2 separate regions of the Homo sapiens genome follow, and region 2 is linked to region 1. The links are chromatin loops, found by intact Hi-C in ENCODE. Cell type or tissue: heart left ventricle. All regions are shown on one strand. Links, peaks and the distances in the headings refer to the core of each region. The heading gives the core; the rest is flanking DNA.

The links. Peaks named below come from ENCODE experiments on the same cell type or tissue, not always from the same donor. Only the 100,000 strongest peaks of a DNase experiment are listed, where the experiment ranks them.
Region 2: it touches region 1 in a loop (2.6-fold over the local background); 42 of 110 quality-filtered maps call a loop at or near these places.

The regions. Positions count from the first base shown.
Region 1 is chr10:128,855,419-128,863,752 of GRCh38, reverse strand. No RefSeq gene overlaps it. Among named protein-coding and RNA genes, the nearest start is that of LINC02667, 53 kb to the left of the region's middle. In heart left ventricle, for the core only: a CTCF peak has its summit at 3,764 (motif pointing right); no DNase peak of the experiment used is centred there.
Region 2 is chr10:128,625,813-128,634,146 of GRCh38, reverse strand. No RefSeq gene overlaps it. Among named protein-coding and RNA genes, the nearest start is that of LINC02667, 280 kb to the left of the region's middle. RefSeq lists an enhancer at 4,103-5,302 and a silencer at 7,564-7,761. In heart left ventricle, for the core only: a CTCF peak has its summit at 2,190; a DNase peak (open chromatin) is centred at 4,430; H3K27me3 peaks cover 860 bases.

The sequences.
Region 1 (8,334 bases), core at 71-8,070:
GGCTGATGACAATTGGCCGCATCATCTGTGTTCTTTACCTGATGTAAAGTTTGTTGAATCCAGTTTGAGCAGGAATCCTGCTAAGTCAGTTTAGTGAAAATCCCCCACCCTTGGCGTCTGACCATCCAGGATATCTTGTCACCCTGGCCTGGCTTCAAGCAATAATTCTATCAAGTCAGTTTCGCCAGAACCCTCTGATCCCTAATATTTCCTCTTTGTAATTTTCCATTAATTCACTTGCCAACCTTGCTCTTTGGGTAGAAATTCCTGCTTGTCCTTGTTGCAGTCAAAGTTGAGTGCAGGCCGGGTGCGGTAGCTCACGCCTGTAATCCCAGCACTTTGGGAGGCTGAGGCAGGCAGATTGCTTGAGGTCAGGAGTTTGAAACCAGCCTGGCCAACATGATGAAATCCCATATCTACTAAAAATATAAAATTAGCCAGCTGTGGTGGTGGGTGCCTGTAATCCCGGCTACTCGAGAGGCTGAGGCAGGAGAATCACTTGAACCCAGGAGGTGGAGTTTGCAGTGAGCTGAGATGGCACCACTGTACTCCAGCCTGGGCAAGAGAGCAAGACACTGTCCACCCCCACCACAAAAAAAGACCTGAGTGGAGTCACTCATGCTCATGTGCTGCAAGACCTCCTTCCCATGGTCCTTGTACCCCTCAACATGGCCCCATGAATAAAGTTGGCCTTACCAATTGAACAAGTGTCTCAGTTAATTTTTTCTTCAACAGTGTCTGTGTCCAGATTTCCTCTTCTCCTCAGGACACCAGCCATATTGGATCCGGGCCCACCTTAATGTCCTCATTTTAATCTAATTATCCTTTGAAAGACCATATTTCCAAATGCAATCACACTTGGTGGTACTGGGCATTAGGACCTCAACACATGAATTTAGGGAGGACACAGTTCAGCTCACAACAGCCTAGAAGCCCCTTTGAGGTCCCATTGGTTTCTCTCCTGCCTTCTCTGCAGCGTTTTGGGGTTCAGATGCTCACTTCCCTTCCTCCATTTCTTCACCACCCATGTTGCCCCCCTTAATAGTCTGATGCCTGTCCTCCAGCTCCCAACCCACACGGAGCCACTCTCTTGCGGGGCAAGGCTTTGCAGACAGATCTGGGCACACATTTATTGGCATACAGTAGCAGTCAGCCAGCTGAGTTTTCTATGCCCCACTAGCAGAACTGGAATTAATGGACAGACCGTAGAAGGAGAAGGCAGATCTTGGCACAGAGAAGGGCAGAAGATGCTCAGCATTTTAATAAACCAGCAACATAATTAAGGAACACTCGGGAAGCCAGGCTCACCTCACCATCGAAGAGCCTCAGCAGGCCCTGGATCACTGCTTCTTGCTTGGAGAAACTAGACAAGCAATCTTAAAATTGGGTGAGGTGCTGAACTCAAGGGCCAGGAGGCAACTCCAGGCCCCCATGACCTCCTGCCTTTGTCCTTTTTGGTCGTCCATCTCCACTTCGTGCCAGATCCTGCACACCAGGGCTCTCTCTTCACCTACATGTTGGCTGCCTTGCAATTTCTGGGTCCACACTCAAGCCTAAGGCTCATTCAACCTCAATTCAAACTGGTTGCCTCCTCAGTCAAGGACAACCCTCCAGGCAGCCTCTGCTCCATCATCCTTGCTGCTGCCTGCCCTTGGAATGTTCCAGTTATCTTTGAATGAGAATAAAGAACAGAAGGGCTGGCCTAGGATGGCTCCCACCTCCAGCTTTCTCTTTCTAGCCTCTCCACCAACCGCCTACTCTGGGCTTACTTACATTCTCTGTGAATTTTTGAGATAATTTCCGAAATGGTTTTTCTCTCTCCAGTTTCTTATTCTATTACCAATCATGAATATTACTGATTAGAATTTCTAATTTTAATTAAAAAAGAAACTAATACGTGCACATGTAAAGAAGTTCAAACTATGCCATAGGGCATGTTAACTATGCCCAATTCTGCCCAGCCCTCTCCCAGACACAGCTCCTGCTCACCATTCCTTCTGCAACCTGCCTTCATTCCCTGCCAAAAACACTCCTGCTGAGATGTTAGCTTGTAACGAAGGCCCTTGAGGTCGATCTGGGGTGCCTTGGTTCATGGGCAGCGAGCGTTCCACCCAATTGTCTGCCTCTCTGGCTGCTGCATCCTTCCACCTCTTTGCAACAAGTGGAGGGGCGCAGTGTGTGTGGTGCCTGGCCTGGTCATCCTGTCCCACCTCTCCTCCCTCTGCTTGGACCCCCTTCATCTTGTGTTGCATCACTTTGTGCAAGGGGCTCTTGCTGTCCCCACTTGGTGCACGTGGCAGTGGCAGCTCTTCTATTCTGCTTCCAATGATGCCTCACACAATAAGTGCCCAGGAAATGCTTCCTGAACAAGTGAATGGATGTGTGGTACCTCCTCTATGTGTATAGCACCTGCCCCAGCGCGTTCACACCTCATCACCATCCCATCCAGTCCCCACTGACTCCTTCAGGTTATGGACAGGAAATGGAAGCTTGGGTCATGCACTTGACAGCTAGAGGGACCGGTGAGGATTCTGGTGTGGGCCTGCGCCCTGGTGTTGTGTGCAGGTGAGGAAGTGGGTCTCTTGCAGCGTTAGGATGCAAACTGCTCATGCCCCGTCGGTGGCCTGGCAGCTCCTGCTGGGAACTGAGTTGGATGGTATTTTGGGAAGAAAGAAGCAGGAGCTGGGGACCGAAGTCTTATCACCCACAGGTCACAGTGGAGCCATTCACTTCACTGAGTCCTGAAGCCAGCAGAGCATGTATGGAAGCTCGTGTGCTCTCTGGGACTCAGACCCTGTGGTCGCGGGACCTGGAAGGCTTTGAGTGCAAGAGCCCAAGGTGCGGAGCATTGGGAACTGGCATCCCCGTGGCAGGAAGCAGGAATGCAGGGACGAGGTGACAGCCAGGCAGATAGGTGTGAGGGGAGCCTGAAGGCCCAGGCTGTCAGACACCCACAGCGTCAGCCAGGCAGGTGGGCAGGGACAGCTTAGGGATTCTCTCTCCAGCCCTCAGCAGCAGGAGCTGGTGCTAGGAGGAAAGCCCAGGCAGGAGGCTGGCATTCATAGCAAGGCCGGGCAGATGCTTCCCATGCTGTGGCTTGTCTGCCCTCCACCACGCTTCCATGACACACAAAGTGGCATGAACAGCCCTGCAGAGCTGAAATCGTAGGAAAGGATGCCTTTGCCTGGGGAACACTCATATCGGGGCTAAAACAGGCAAAACTGGGGCACAGGGTAAACTGGCATGTTTCAGGAAACAGCTTTACAGGGCACCCGTGCAAAAATCAGGAGAGTTTTATCTCAACAATCTCAATAATCCCTTCATCTCTGCAGCGCTTTTCAGATTCCAGGCCTTTCCCTGAACGTCTCATTTGAGTTTGCAGGGCCCCGTGACTCACAGCAGGCAGGAGCCCGTGTTTCCTCCTGGGGGAGTCTCAGGGCCCAGCTTATGTAAAGGACAGGAAGCCACCTGTTCAAGGTCCCAAGGCAATGAAAGAAAGTGTCGGGGCTGGAACCCTGGCTCTTAGCTGCCACCTCAACAAAATACTCACTCACAAATATTACAGGGTTCCTGGCAAAAGAGGCCACTGGGGAGGGTGGTGAATGAGCTCAGAAGTCACTTTTATTTTCTACAGGTGGAAAGCTGTGGGTGATAGCTTTCTGCTTGTGGATTTTCTATGTATCTAATTTTATTCTCATGGTGCCTCAAGGTAGATCACTATAATTGAATAATAAAACAGAAGGAAACTCTATACCAGGCCAGCCACTAGGGGGCAGTTTGTATATGTTGTTTCTAATCCGGATCATAGCACTGCAATTGGGATGGAAATTACTCCCATTTAACAGGGGAGAAGACTGATACAGGCTTAAGTCAGTTGTCTCAACTCACATGACTTCACAAATGTCAGAGCTAGAATACAAACGGAGACCTCTTTAACCTCGATGTCTGAGGTCTTTCTGCCGTGGTGTACTGCTTCGTAAAAACTCTGATAAGTAACAAACTGAGTATGACTTTCAAATGACATCTTAATATCAACAAGCATAAAATGAGAGTTAGGAAAGGTGCTTCTGACGGGGAAAAAGATGCTAACTATTTTAAGAAATGATGTTCAAGCTTGCACTGGCATTCATTTTTGCTGTTTGAAAATTGCTAAAAGAAAGGCTTCCATCCCTCAAAATAATACAAATTGCTTTCATATTTAGTTAGGGATACAAAATAGTGTTGTGGTGGCAACCTTGGACTTTAACTCCACTTCAAGAAAGTAAAAGTGAACTTGTGAAGTTCAGCCAACTGCTTGACCTCTTTTTGTCTCAGTCTCCTCATCTGTAGCATGAAGAGAATTATAGTTCCCATCTCATAGGGCCATTGCAGCACTTCAGTAACATAGCACTTGCCATAATATTTGCATTATTAGCAAATGTTAGAAACAGTTTCCTATTTTTATTATGTAATTTCATATGCTAAAGAGTTTCTGCTTCAAATATCTGATAGTTAAGAATTTTGAAACCCTTTAAATAAAAGACACTACTTCAACCCTTAATTACCTTCCTTGAAATTTAGAAATTATTAGAAATATAATTAAAACATCTATTATTTAAAAATACTTTAAAACATGGTGGCAATCTGACAGCCCATGTATTGGAGAAACTAGAAAAGCAATCTTAAAATTGGGTGAGGTGCTGAACTCAAGGGCCAGGAGGCAACTCCCGGCCCCGGTGACCTCCTGCCTTTGTCCTGTTTGGCCTTCCATCTCCACTTCGTGCCAGATCCTGCACACCAGGGCTCTCTCTTCACCTACGTGTTGGCTGCCTTGCAATTTCTAAAACCAGCAAATGTTTTTTGTTCATCCCAAAACATTCTACAGTTTTAGAACTGGCATTCTAAAATTAAGAGCTTTTACTTATAAATGTAGGTTTCTGGTTTCTCCCGAAAGCTGGGAAATCCTAGAAACCTTGGGCCCACATTGCCACACTGCAACACCAGTGGGAAGGACCCTGGGCTTGGAGCATTTGGCCTCTGCCGTCCAGGGCCCAGAACCGCTTCCTCTCCCACCTCACATACCCGCTGGGCTGCATTAACCTTCCTACCCCTACATCTGCCTCTTTGGACATTTGAGTTTATGATCTCTGCACTAAAATAATTAAGCAGACTTTATTTTTAAATTGGCTTAATACAGCATAATAAAGTATATATTTGAACATAGTTTTTCATTATCAGACTGAGAACCTGTCACATCAATAATTAACTCAACTTGTACAGTGGTTTAACCCTTTGGCATCCACTGGGTGCACTACCTTGGTTTTTTTCAAGTTTGGAAGTCCTGCCTTTGGGATTCTAATTCCTTCCTGATATTCTGGAAAACAGCAGAACTAATGTCATTTGGGTGGAGTGAGAAGGGGCTGGTGCGATTGTTCCCGTGTCCCCTGATGTCTCCTTGCTCTCGCCTCTTTCCCTGACCCTGGCTTCTTCAGCAGCACCTTGGCAACCCTGTCCATCCCATAGAACATTCCAGATGGGTCGGTTTTCGTTTTGCTGTCCTTGAGGCTTACCAGCAGATTAGTTATGCTTTCCAAATTGCAGTGGGGAGCCGGTTCTTTACCACTGTTTATTCTTTCCCCACACTGTGCTCAGCCATTTTTATACAATCCTTGGGTTCTTACCTCTCCTCTGGCCATTGGGCTCCCTGACCTTCCAGGTACCTGGCATAGAGCAGAGCTCAGCAAAGATGGCTGAATAGAATGAACGAACAAGCGAACGATTTCCCTTTCAATGACCTTCGGGATGGGTGGACAAAGAGTAATATTAAAAATGATGTGGAAAATGATTTCTTTTCCCAGCAACCCAACTGGAACAAACAGGTTAATGCTCTTCATCTACTTGCAATTCTGTATTGTTTTACCAAACCATGATTGAAGGCTTTCTCTGGTCTGAATTTCTTGACTAGTCCTTGGATGAGGGTGAAGAGGAAGAAAGAAAGAGGAGGTGATGAAGAAATGGGCCCTGTCCTCAAGGAGCCCACCATCCAAGGAGGTGGGTATGGAGGGTGAGCACAGTCATGTCACTTAATGACGAGAACACATTCTGAGAACTGCATCATTAGCTGATTTTGCTCTTGTGCAAACACCACAGAGTGTATTTACACACACCTCCATGGCACAGCGTACTGCACATCTATGCTATATTGTAGAGCCTAGTGCTCCTAGGCTACCAATCTGTACTGCATGTTACCATACTGAACACTGCAGGCAAATGATGAGTATGTGTATGTGTCTAAACATAGAAAAGATACAGAAAATACACAGTATAAAAAATAAAAACTGGTGCACCTGCATAGGCGCTTACCATGAGTGTAGCTTGCAGAACTGGAAGTTGCTCTAGGTGAGTCAGTCAGTGAGTGGAGAGTGTGAATTGGTGAATGTGAAGGCTTAGGACATTACTGTATACTATTGTAGACTTTATAAGCACTCTTAAGCTACATTAAATATCTAAAAAACATATTTTTCTTCAAGAAGAAGTTAACCTTAACTTACTGTAACTTTTTACTTTATAAAAGTTTTAATATTTTTAACTTTTTGACATCTTTTAGTATTTTTAACTTTTAATATTGAATTTTTTAATATTTTTAACTTATTTTTTGTAATAATCCTTCGCTTAAAACACAAACACCTTGTACAGCTGTTCAAAAATGTTTTCTTTCTTTACATTCTTGAATAAGAATATAAGAATAAGAATATAAGCTTTTTTCTATTTTTGAAATTTATACTTTTTTTTGTTAACTTTTAAAGCTTTTTTGGTGAAAAAGCAAGACAAAAATACACACATTAGCCTAGACCTACGCAGGGTCAGAATCGTCAAGATGTCACTAGGTGAAAGGAATTTTTCAACTCCATTACAATCTTATGGGGCCACTCTCATACACATGGGCTGTAGTTGACAGAAACAGTGTTATGCAGTGCGTGATTGTATAGATCTATAATGCACAGGTGAGGGACGCAGCCCAGGAGTGTGCAGCACTAGGGCATCGTTCACTCTACTGGGGGCCATTCCGGGCCTTCCAACATCATGGCGAATGAGCTGCATCTTGAAGAATGGCCACCAGCTCGGCAAGTGACACTGGTTACACTGCTCTCATCTACCTGGGCAGGAGCAGGGCAGCATCAGAAAGGCAGTGAAAAAGCAGTTCTGGGAGAAAAGTCAGAGGCGGTGTTGTGGTCATTTTCCTAAAGCTGTGGTTTTCAAAAGAATGGGAGAAAATCATCATGAGGGTGATTGCCCCCTAACAAAGGACTCTTTTCCTTTTTCAGTTTGTGACAAGTGAGAATAAGAAGACTGTCTTTGCTTACCCTTTGAGCTCCAGAAAAACACGGAGGTAGCAGAAGAGAGGATGTGGTGGCAGTGGCCATGGACAGAGGAAGGAAGGCAGGAGGAGAGAACTCTCCTGCCCAGAGCTGGGCCAGGAAATCCATGGTTGATGGTCTCAAAGGGCATGCAGGGTCAGCCAGGCTGTCCTCCAAGTCGGTGGAGGGCAGTGCTCTGCCTGCACGTCTATTTCAGGCAGCCTAACCCTTTGGCACCTGGGATCCTAGGGCAGCATCCTCAGTAGACGTTGGGCTCATGGGCTTTCTGAGCCCTTCGCCAGCACCCCACTTCCCACTTCCCAGCAGTGTTTGTGCTGAAGCCCTGGATAATGATGGTCCTTAGGGTGGGAGAAAGGAAGGTCTACAGCCTCAGCCACCTTGGGCCCAGGTATGGCTCCTGGTGCTTTGGTGAGGAAAGGGGGGTGAGCCCTCCCTTCACAGGCTCCACTGGAAAGACCCACGTACTAAGAGACCTCTGCCACTGCCCTCCGGAGAAGCACTTGGCTGCGCTGGGAGGGTCAGAAGCTCACGTCCCCTGGGTTTGGGCATGAAATCCTGTGCAAAACTGCATGAAATGTTGGTCCCAATCGCAGGCCCGTGAGTTGTGGCCATCTTGGCAGAGCGTTCCAGGACCACGGCCAAGATGCTGTGTGCGGCCCCTGTGCTCTGAAAATCCCAACCTTTAAAATCCATTCTGAAGATGTGATTTAATTAAATGCTATGTGCTTGAAACTGGTTCAAATTAGTTTATCTATTTCTGATGGCTGTTTCCCATGTGAGTACATGTATTAACCATGCAGAATGTATGAACTGTTCACAGTCTAGCATAAAATACTTTTATGCTATTTAGGATTTTAAAAAATAAATAAATAAATGAAATGACTGCCCTTAAATTGGTAAACCAATTCCAGCCACCATAAAGTCTTAAAAAAAAAAAGCCAGACGTCTTCTAAAACTCTTTTATGAGCACACATGG
Region 2 (8,334 bases), core at 87-8,086, 230 kb after region 1:
GCAAGTTGACAATGAAAGAACCATTTCAACGAGCTGTTGGGGAGGAATCTCTGGAGTGGCCAGGGAGCGGCTAGGCATGAGGAAGTGGAGAAAGCGAGCAGGAGCCACCTTTTGTGTTGTGCATTTTGTCTGGAGTCTCACAAGCACCAAAGAAAGATGTGCACAAAGAATCTGTGAGCCCCATTGGAACCATGAAACTGCTTGACCCTCTGCTTGTCCTTTGCAATGCATTCTCCATTCTGTACATTGAGAGAAGATGTCAAATATGATAACTGGAAAGTGGAACACCTGAAAATTAAAATTATGTGGAATTTGGGGCCAGTTCCTTGCTTACTAAACATCTCCTTTTTTTGTAGATTAACTGAATTCAACTCTCCAAATCACACAGCAGCTGTAGCCTGAGATGTGGCTTTCTAAAACAAACATCCCAAGGTCCCAAGAAACTGTTTTTTTCTAAATGTCTGAAGCCTAAAAACAAATACAGAATCATTACAAAACTTGTTTTTGATTAGAAAAGTAATATACGTTAAGTAATTAATCAAGAATCAAGAAAGACAAAAATAGAAAGTCAACCTATAATCTATTTTTCATTAGCCACTTTGTCTCATTTTCCAGAAGCAACTACTGTCAACAGTTCATTTTGTACCTATAAGCATATCCTTTAGTTTTTATACAAATAAGATAATATTAAACACACTGCGTTTTAGTTTGCTTTCACTAAACAAATACTGCAAATATCATTCCATGTCATCACATGGAGATCTGCCTCAACCTTTCTGATGGCCTTTCATTTTCTGATTTATGTATATATTATATTTTATTTAAACAGTCCCTGATCAATTTCATTTTGTTCCTTTACTTGAATGTTTTCCCTTCTAACAAACCATTCTTCAGTGAACATATCTCTTGGTGTTTTTGTAAACCTATCTATAGGTTAAGTTCTTTGCAATGGACATGTTTCTCAAATCTTGACAGATATTGCCAAATTGCCTTCAAAACCATTTTTCCAGTTTATATTTTCACCTATAGAGTATAAGAGCACCGCTGTTTCCTCATCCTTGCCCACATGTATATGGTCAATTACATTCATGGCCTCAATTTGTTCCCTTCCCTGGGCCACGTCCTTGGTTAGGTGACTTTGCAGAGTCCCTCCTTCTACTGGTTGAGGTTTCACTGCAGACTTGCTTCGGCATACTGGGGCAAGCCTTCAACAGCAATGAACCCAGCACGGTCCCTCCGGGCGGGAGAGCCCCAGGCCCCTGCACATGCTGCTGATGGAGCAGGATCCAGGTAGACACCCTGGGACAATCAGAGAGACCTGCTGAGTTCCCCTCAGGTCCCATTCTGCTGGCAACTGACATTTCCGCCAGGTGGTCCCCTGTCCTAAGTGGAGTCCCCAGGCCTGGAACTCTCCTGCTTTCCTTTGGCCACCTGCCGAAAACCAGACCCCAGCCACCTGCTTATTCTCCCCACTTAAATGGACTCGCTGTCCAGCACCTTTGCTCTGCCTCTTAGAGCAGCATCAGGCAGATGGCAGAGACAGCCAGGAGCCCATGGTCACGGCTCATCCGATGGAAACATGGGTTCTAGCTTGGGACTACGGCTCCCTTTTGGCCTCCCTCCCGTTTCTCCAGGCCATATTTCAGAGGAGAGCAGAGCCTGAGGAGCCAGCACCTCCTCCCTGTCCCTCCCCTGCCCACTCCTGCATCTGCTTTCCTTCTACCTGCTCCGCACCCTCCCTGGGCCCTTAGCTGGACTTGGATGCCAGCCAGAGTTTGGATGTCTGGCACCCCGGGCTGGGAGGAGGGGGAGGCCAGGGAGCACCTAGGGCCTATAATTTCAGCAGGCACTCACTCCCAACCTCCTTAAATTTTGCAACCTAGGCACCTCACTGCCTGCACCCTAGTCCTGACCTTGCTGATGTGCAAAATGTATTTTTAAACGTCCTCCACTTTTCCGTGTTTCTCTGAAACCCTCTGATGCCCACAGAAGTTTTCTTGTCATTCGCCGCAATCGTAGATGCACCGAGACCAGCCTTTCGAAACAGGAGCAAGGACTGTCTGTGCAAAAATATTTTACCCTCAGTACCAAACATAGCTAACTGCAAATTAGTTACGAAAGGGAGAAAACCCTGAAATTATTTTCTGCGTTTAGTAACTCAAAAACAGTAATAAGAAAACTCCCCCTACAGACGCTTTGTGGTTACTGCAAAGTAAACAGATAAATGTCCTGCAAAATATTTGCTCATCTATCAAGACCATCTAGTGTTTTCATTCGACTTCTTAAAAACAAAGCCCCTTCATTATGGCATCCAGCAACTCCGTTTCCCTGGGGAGATGAATAAGGCAGCAGAAGCACCTCTCCCTTCCCCAGTCCCTCTGGCCACGGCTGCCGAATTCAACAGCAACGCTAAAGGGGCTTTTTTTTTTGCAAAGAGCTGAAAATTATCCAGTACATTTTTATTCTCATTCTCATAAATTCACTAAGTAGAAGAACAAATTTTAATAGGGAAATATTTGATTCCTCCCAACTTGAAGATGAGGAGTGAAACACTGTGAAATGCCACATAAAAATCAGGTGTCGCCAAGTCCTCGTCGACCTTGGGAACCAACACATAATCGATAAACAAGTAAAAGGACCATCGCTTGGCTGGAATCCAAAACCGAACTTCTTACCTCTCTTTTTCCCAGAGCTGCTCTACTCTTGTCATCACCTTAAAATTCTGACACCAGCTTGTGTTTTAAGCAATGGTTGTTTAAATATTAGGTTCCAAATTAGAAGAAAAGCCTGCCAGAAAATAACTTCAAATTAAATAAAATGATGTTTTATGGGAATCCCTCCCAGCCTTGCCCAGGTAAGAAATGCACCCTCTCCACTGTTGTCCTGGGAACCATACATGAATTCAGCTGTCTGGTTATGGCTCTGGGTAGAACAGGAAGTCCATGCTGTGGCTATCCCACGGGGTATAGGAGGTGGGTGGAGGGGTAACCTCCCCATCACAAAAGAGTATTGTTTCCTTCTGGTATGCTTGTTACTTTACAATTACGTATATTATGAGCCCGAAGGTTGAAAGAGCTCTTGCTTTTTGTTAACGTGTTCTCAAACCACTAATTATTTCCTCCTGTCTTGAGGTGCTAAATACATAAACACATGGAGCCCTCAGCTTAAAAAATTAGGGCTTGGCTTTTCTTCCAGATGAATCAGCGTGAAGGATGATTCCTTCAGTCTCCATCCTACACACACTATGACCACACGCTAAACCATGCAGCAGAGAGAACAGAACCCCGCCGGGCTGGGCTGCCAGGTTGCTAGTGTCAGAAGTTCTGAGCACACACCGAGGCCGCGTGGAGACCCGCTCTCTCCTTAGAGTAGTTCACGGGGAGTGTATTAATCTGTTCTCATGCAGCTAATGAAGATATACTTGAGACTGAGTAATTTATAAAGGAAAGAGGTTTAATTGACTCACAGTTCAGCAGGGCTACGGAAGCCTCAGGAAACTTACAATCATGGCAGAGGGAAAGCAAACACGTCCCTCTTCATACGGCAGCAGGAGGCAAAAGTGCCCAGCGAAGTGGGGGATGAGCTCCTTATAAAACCATCAGATCTCGTGAGAACTCATTCACTATCCTGAGAACAGGATGGGGGAAACGGCCATCATGATTCGATTATCTTCACCTGGTCTCTCCCATGACCTGTGGGGATGATGGGAACTACAATTCAAGATGAGATTTGGGTGGGGACACAGGCAAACAATATCAAGGAATTTGAGCGAGGTCCCTTCCAGCACCTTTGAATTGACAGTGTTTGAGCACCTGCTGCCTAGTCTTAAAGTGTGAATTTGGCCACATGACAACACATTTTGATAAATAAAAACACGGGCTTCATAAATCTTGTATGGACATGAGACATGTAAAAATATTTTTTCCATTTGGTTAAATGAACATTTTCATCTGCAGAGAGAGGCTTTATAAATTCTAAAGCTCAGTAGCCATGTGGCCTAAATTACATTAATGTTTAAGTTATTCAATAGCAAATGTCTACACTTCACAGTTAATTTCGGGATGTCCCCAGAATCTGTCCTATCTTCTCTGTGATGTAGGCAAGGTGAGATTAAGCTGGCTGACTTCGTTGAAGGAAAACAAGAAACCAGCCTCTGCCTCTCGGGTCCCTGAGTCAGGCCCTGGTTCCTGGACAGAGTGGGCGGGCCTTGGATGCTGATAATTGAAGGCGGCACCTCCGGAGGAGACGGTGACTCCTGCAAAGACGTCTGGTGGGAGTCCAGTCTTATAGAGAGGTGAGGGCCCTGCCAGCCCACGGCCCCAGGATGTCAGTCACTCAGCTGTTTCTCTTCTCAGACAGGCAGGGCCGGCGAGCTCTGGCCATTCCTGGGTTGGGTGGCTCAGAGAGCCAGTAGACATGTCACAGAAGCCAGGGCCCCCGGAGTGGCACCATCTGGCCCAAGGCTCATGTTAATACAGCCAGCACTAGCCACCCGGAACTGCAGGGGACACTCCAGCAGGGACACTCCTCTGGGCCTCTGAGTCAGAGCCACCTTCTTCAAGAAGATGCAGGCCTCCCCTCACCACTGACTCTTTGCTCTCCCTCCAGCAGGGGTGAGTCATGCTGTCACTTGCAGGTTCAGACTGGACAAAGTGGTGTGGGTGACTCACCTGGATGAAGACCAGGACATGGGGTGTCATTTCCTATTTATCTGTAATACAGATGAAAACCCAGGACGTGTCCAACGAGCACGGACAAGGACACTCATTACTAGCCGGTAGGGAAAAGCAAATTAAATAGGCAAATTCATAGAGACAGAAAGTAGAAAAGAGGTTGCCAGGGCCTGGGGGAGGGGGAACAAAGAGCACTTTCAATGATAGTTAATGTCTGGGAAGATGAGAAAGTTCTGAAAATAGGTAGGTGGTGATGGTTACATAACATTGTGAATGTACTTAATGCCACAGAATTATACACTTAAGGTGATTAACATGGAAAATTTTATGTTATGTATCTGTTATCACAATTATTTTTTTTAATCCCAGGGCAATGCGACATGGGAAAACTCATGAAAGTGGCCCACAGAGCCACTTTGTGGCTGGTCCCTCTCTCAGACCCCATCCCTGTGTCCTCAACTTCTTCATCTTTGCTGGTTTCATTCCCTCCCTCAAGCCCAGAAACAAACAGTTTCTCCTACAAAAAAGAGGAAAATTAAGTTCCTGTGGAAACTTCACCACCTGTTAAAAAGCTGAGGGAGGGCCTGGCCCTATTTGCCGTGCAAGTGTGTCCGCAGGACCTGCTTTTAGAACATGCCGATTCGCCCCGGAAATGCAGGTGTGGCCTTCTCCCACAGGTACAGGGACAGGCACTCATGGGCCCAGAGGCATCTGGGGCTAAAGGTTGTGTTTGTTTTTATTACATATTAGCCATTGTCATCCCCCTCGCGCCCCCTCAAAATAGACATCTGATTATCACCAATTTAAAACCAGCTTTTCCTCTCACTAAAAATTCAGTATGAAGCCATTGTAGTAGAATTCCTCTCACATTCCGAGGCTTGCAGAAGAGAAAAATATCAATAAAAATCATGTGAAACGTCCACAATAGATCAATTCAACCAAAGTGGCCAGATTCTATGCTATTAGTCTGTGCGAGGTTTATCTGGTTTTCCATGAAGCATTCCCTTTTCCTGAAGAACACAATCATGGCTATAAAGTCATTTATCGGGCACTGCTCAAGGCATCTCCAATCACACGTCATAGTTTATGAAATGCCGTGAAAGGCACAGTGAGGTGCTTTTCCAAATGGTAAAGGCCAATTTTATGCAATCACATCCCAAAGTACAGGCTACATTTTTCTTCCCTAAACTCCTTTAGCATATCTTTTTATTTGGCCATTATTCTCAGTAGTCATTACAGATCGTCTCAGTAAATTAACCTTTTCACATTGTAATCAGCCCAACAAGGATTAAAGGTCCTCGCATAGCACACAGGAAGGACAAATGGGAAGTGGGGCTCTCGGTCATACTCCAGCACGGCTCCAGCGGCTCTGTCCGCTGGCTTGCTCAGAAATGTGGGCCTGGTGGGTGTTGCTCCGCTCTTTGCTTGACAGGGTCTCTCAGCTGTGCAGTGACTCTCCAGCCTGGGCCAAGGGCAGGCTGCCTCTACATCAGAACATGACCTCCACATCAGTCCCCTGCCTCTTCCTCCCCTCATCCCCATCTCCCTTCCCACCCTTTTCTTCAGCCCATCACTCAGTCTTGATGCCTCTTCATGAAGTCTCCTCCACCTGCCACTCCTTCCCCTTGCTACTACAGCCACTCTCCGATCCCTTCTGCACTGCACCTTGAATGACCCTCCAGCGTGCCCCTGCTGACCCTGGCCTGCCATTTGCCACATTCCCTGCCTACTGGGTCATGGCTTCTTCTTCTTTTTTTTTTGAAATGGAGGAGTCTTACTCTGTCGTCCAGGCTGGAGTGCAGTGGCACGATCTCTGCTCACTGCAACTTCTACCTCCAGGGTTCAAGCGATTCTCTTGCCTCAGCCTCCCAAGTAGCTGGGACTACAGACATGCACCACCGTGCCTGGCTAATTTTTGTATTTTTAGTAGAGATGGGGTTTCACCATGTTGGCCAGGCTGACCTCAGGTGATCCTCCCACCTCAGCCTCCCAAAGTGCTGGGATTACAGGCGTGAGCCACCGCGGGTTGTGGCTTCTATTTACACTGGCTCCATGCCTCATGTCACCACACTCTCACTCCTCCCATACACGTGTTCCTCCAATGCCAGGTCTTCTATAGAACTCCAGGAACACCTGCAATCTCTTTGCCTTTATCTCTCCACTTTACCTACTCAAAACACTTTTTGTCCTCAGGTGCAGCCCTCTAGGTCTTTTGTTGTTTCCTGGCCCACCTGAAATGGCACCACTCCCAGAGGCTTCCCTGCAAGCAGCTGATGGTTGCTACCGCCCACCCCTGGCTCTCCCCGCCCGCACTCCCCAGAGGCCAGCCTTCAGAGTTGCAGATTCATACTGGGTCCTGTGCATTCTCAACTTTCCTTTTGTCTTTACAGGCACCACACACTAAAAAGAGAAAGTGAATACAAGCCCAAAACACATTTTCTTCTTCAGTTAAAACTCAAGCAAACGAATTCAGGCAAGTAATCCTTACAGGTGTCACCTTCCCGCGTCTCCACAGGAAGAGGATTGGGTGTCCCATTAGAGTGTAGGTGGAAGCCCTGCTCCATTCACATTCCACTGGATCCTGAGACAAGTAAATCCTTACAGGTGTCAGGTTCCTGCATCTCCACAGGAAGAGGATTGGGTGTCCCAACAGGGTGTGGGTGGAAGCCCTGCTCCATTCACATTCCAGCGGGTCTTCCCTGAATGCTCCCTTCCCTGGCCCATGAAGGTTACTGTGGGTCACAGCATGTGAAGCTCAGACTTTGCATAAGAAATGAAATACTTTTATTTCTAGATCTTTCATCAGCTGAGTGAGTGAAAGCAAAGCCCTCATCATAGGCCCTTGATCCTAAATGAGCCAGAGTCACAAAAAAGGAGCCTCAGATTCTTGTGTGGCCATCAGCCCGCACAGAGGTCCCCAAACTCAACAGCACATGCCAGAGCCCAGGGAGGAGGATACAGCAGGAATGGCAGGAAAATGCATTGCCACATGCTAAGTGTAAAAAGTCATCCGTGTTGGAGGAAGGTAAAGTTTTCTGTGAGATGACGGAGGGCAGTTCTGGCTGAGGAGAGGACACAGCATCAGGTAACACCCAGCATGGAGCTCCTGCTCATGATGGGGAGACATTCAGCCAACTTCAGAGCATCCCATCAGCAGTCACTACTCATAGGACCCAGGTCAGGGTGCCATCCGCAGACTGCACGTTTTCAGGTGGCTGGGGCCCATCCACGAGCTTGCTAGCAGTTCCGACAGTTGAATCAGGGCTGCCTGTATGAGGCTGAGAGATGGGAAACATGTGCCCGACACCTTTCTTTTTCTATGGTGAGAGTCTTCCCTGCTGGGCAGTGAGGAGGAAAACATAAGCTTGTCCCCACAGAATTCTTCCTCGGTGGGATGACTCAGGATCTTTGTGGGAAATGCTCATAATTTTGAAATCCTGGCTTCTCCCTTCTATACTTCATGGGGTTGAGGGGTCAGCCTGTGTGTGAGCACGTCAAGGTGGGGTAACTGTGCAGCCTGTCCTACTCCCTGCTGCAGAGAGACCCCCAGGTCTGTCCCCGGTCTGGTATCTGCTGATATGTCTTTGCCTTGCTAAACTCTCTGACCCCAGATTTTCTTTTCTTTCTTTCTATTTATTTATTTATTTATTTATTATTTTTG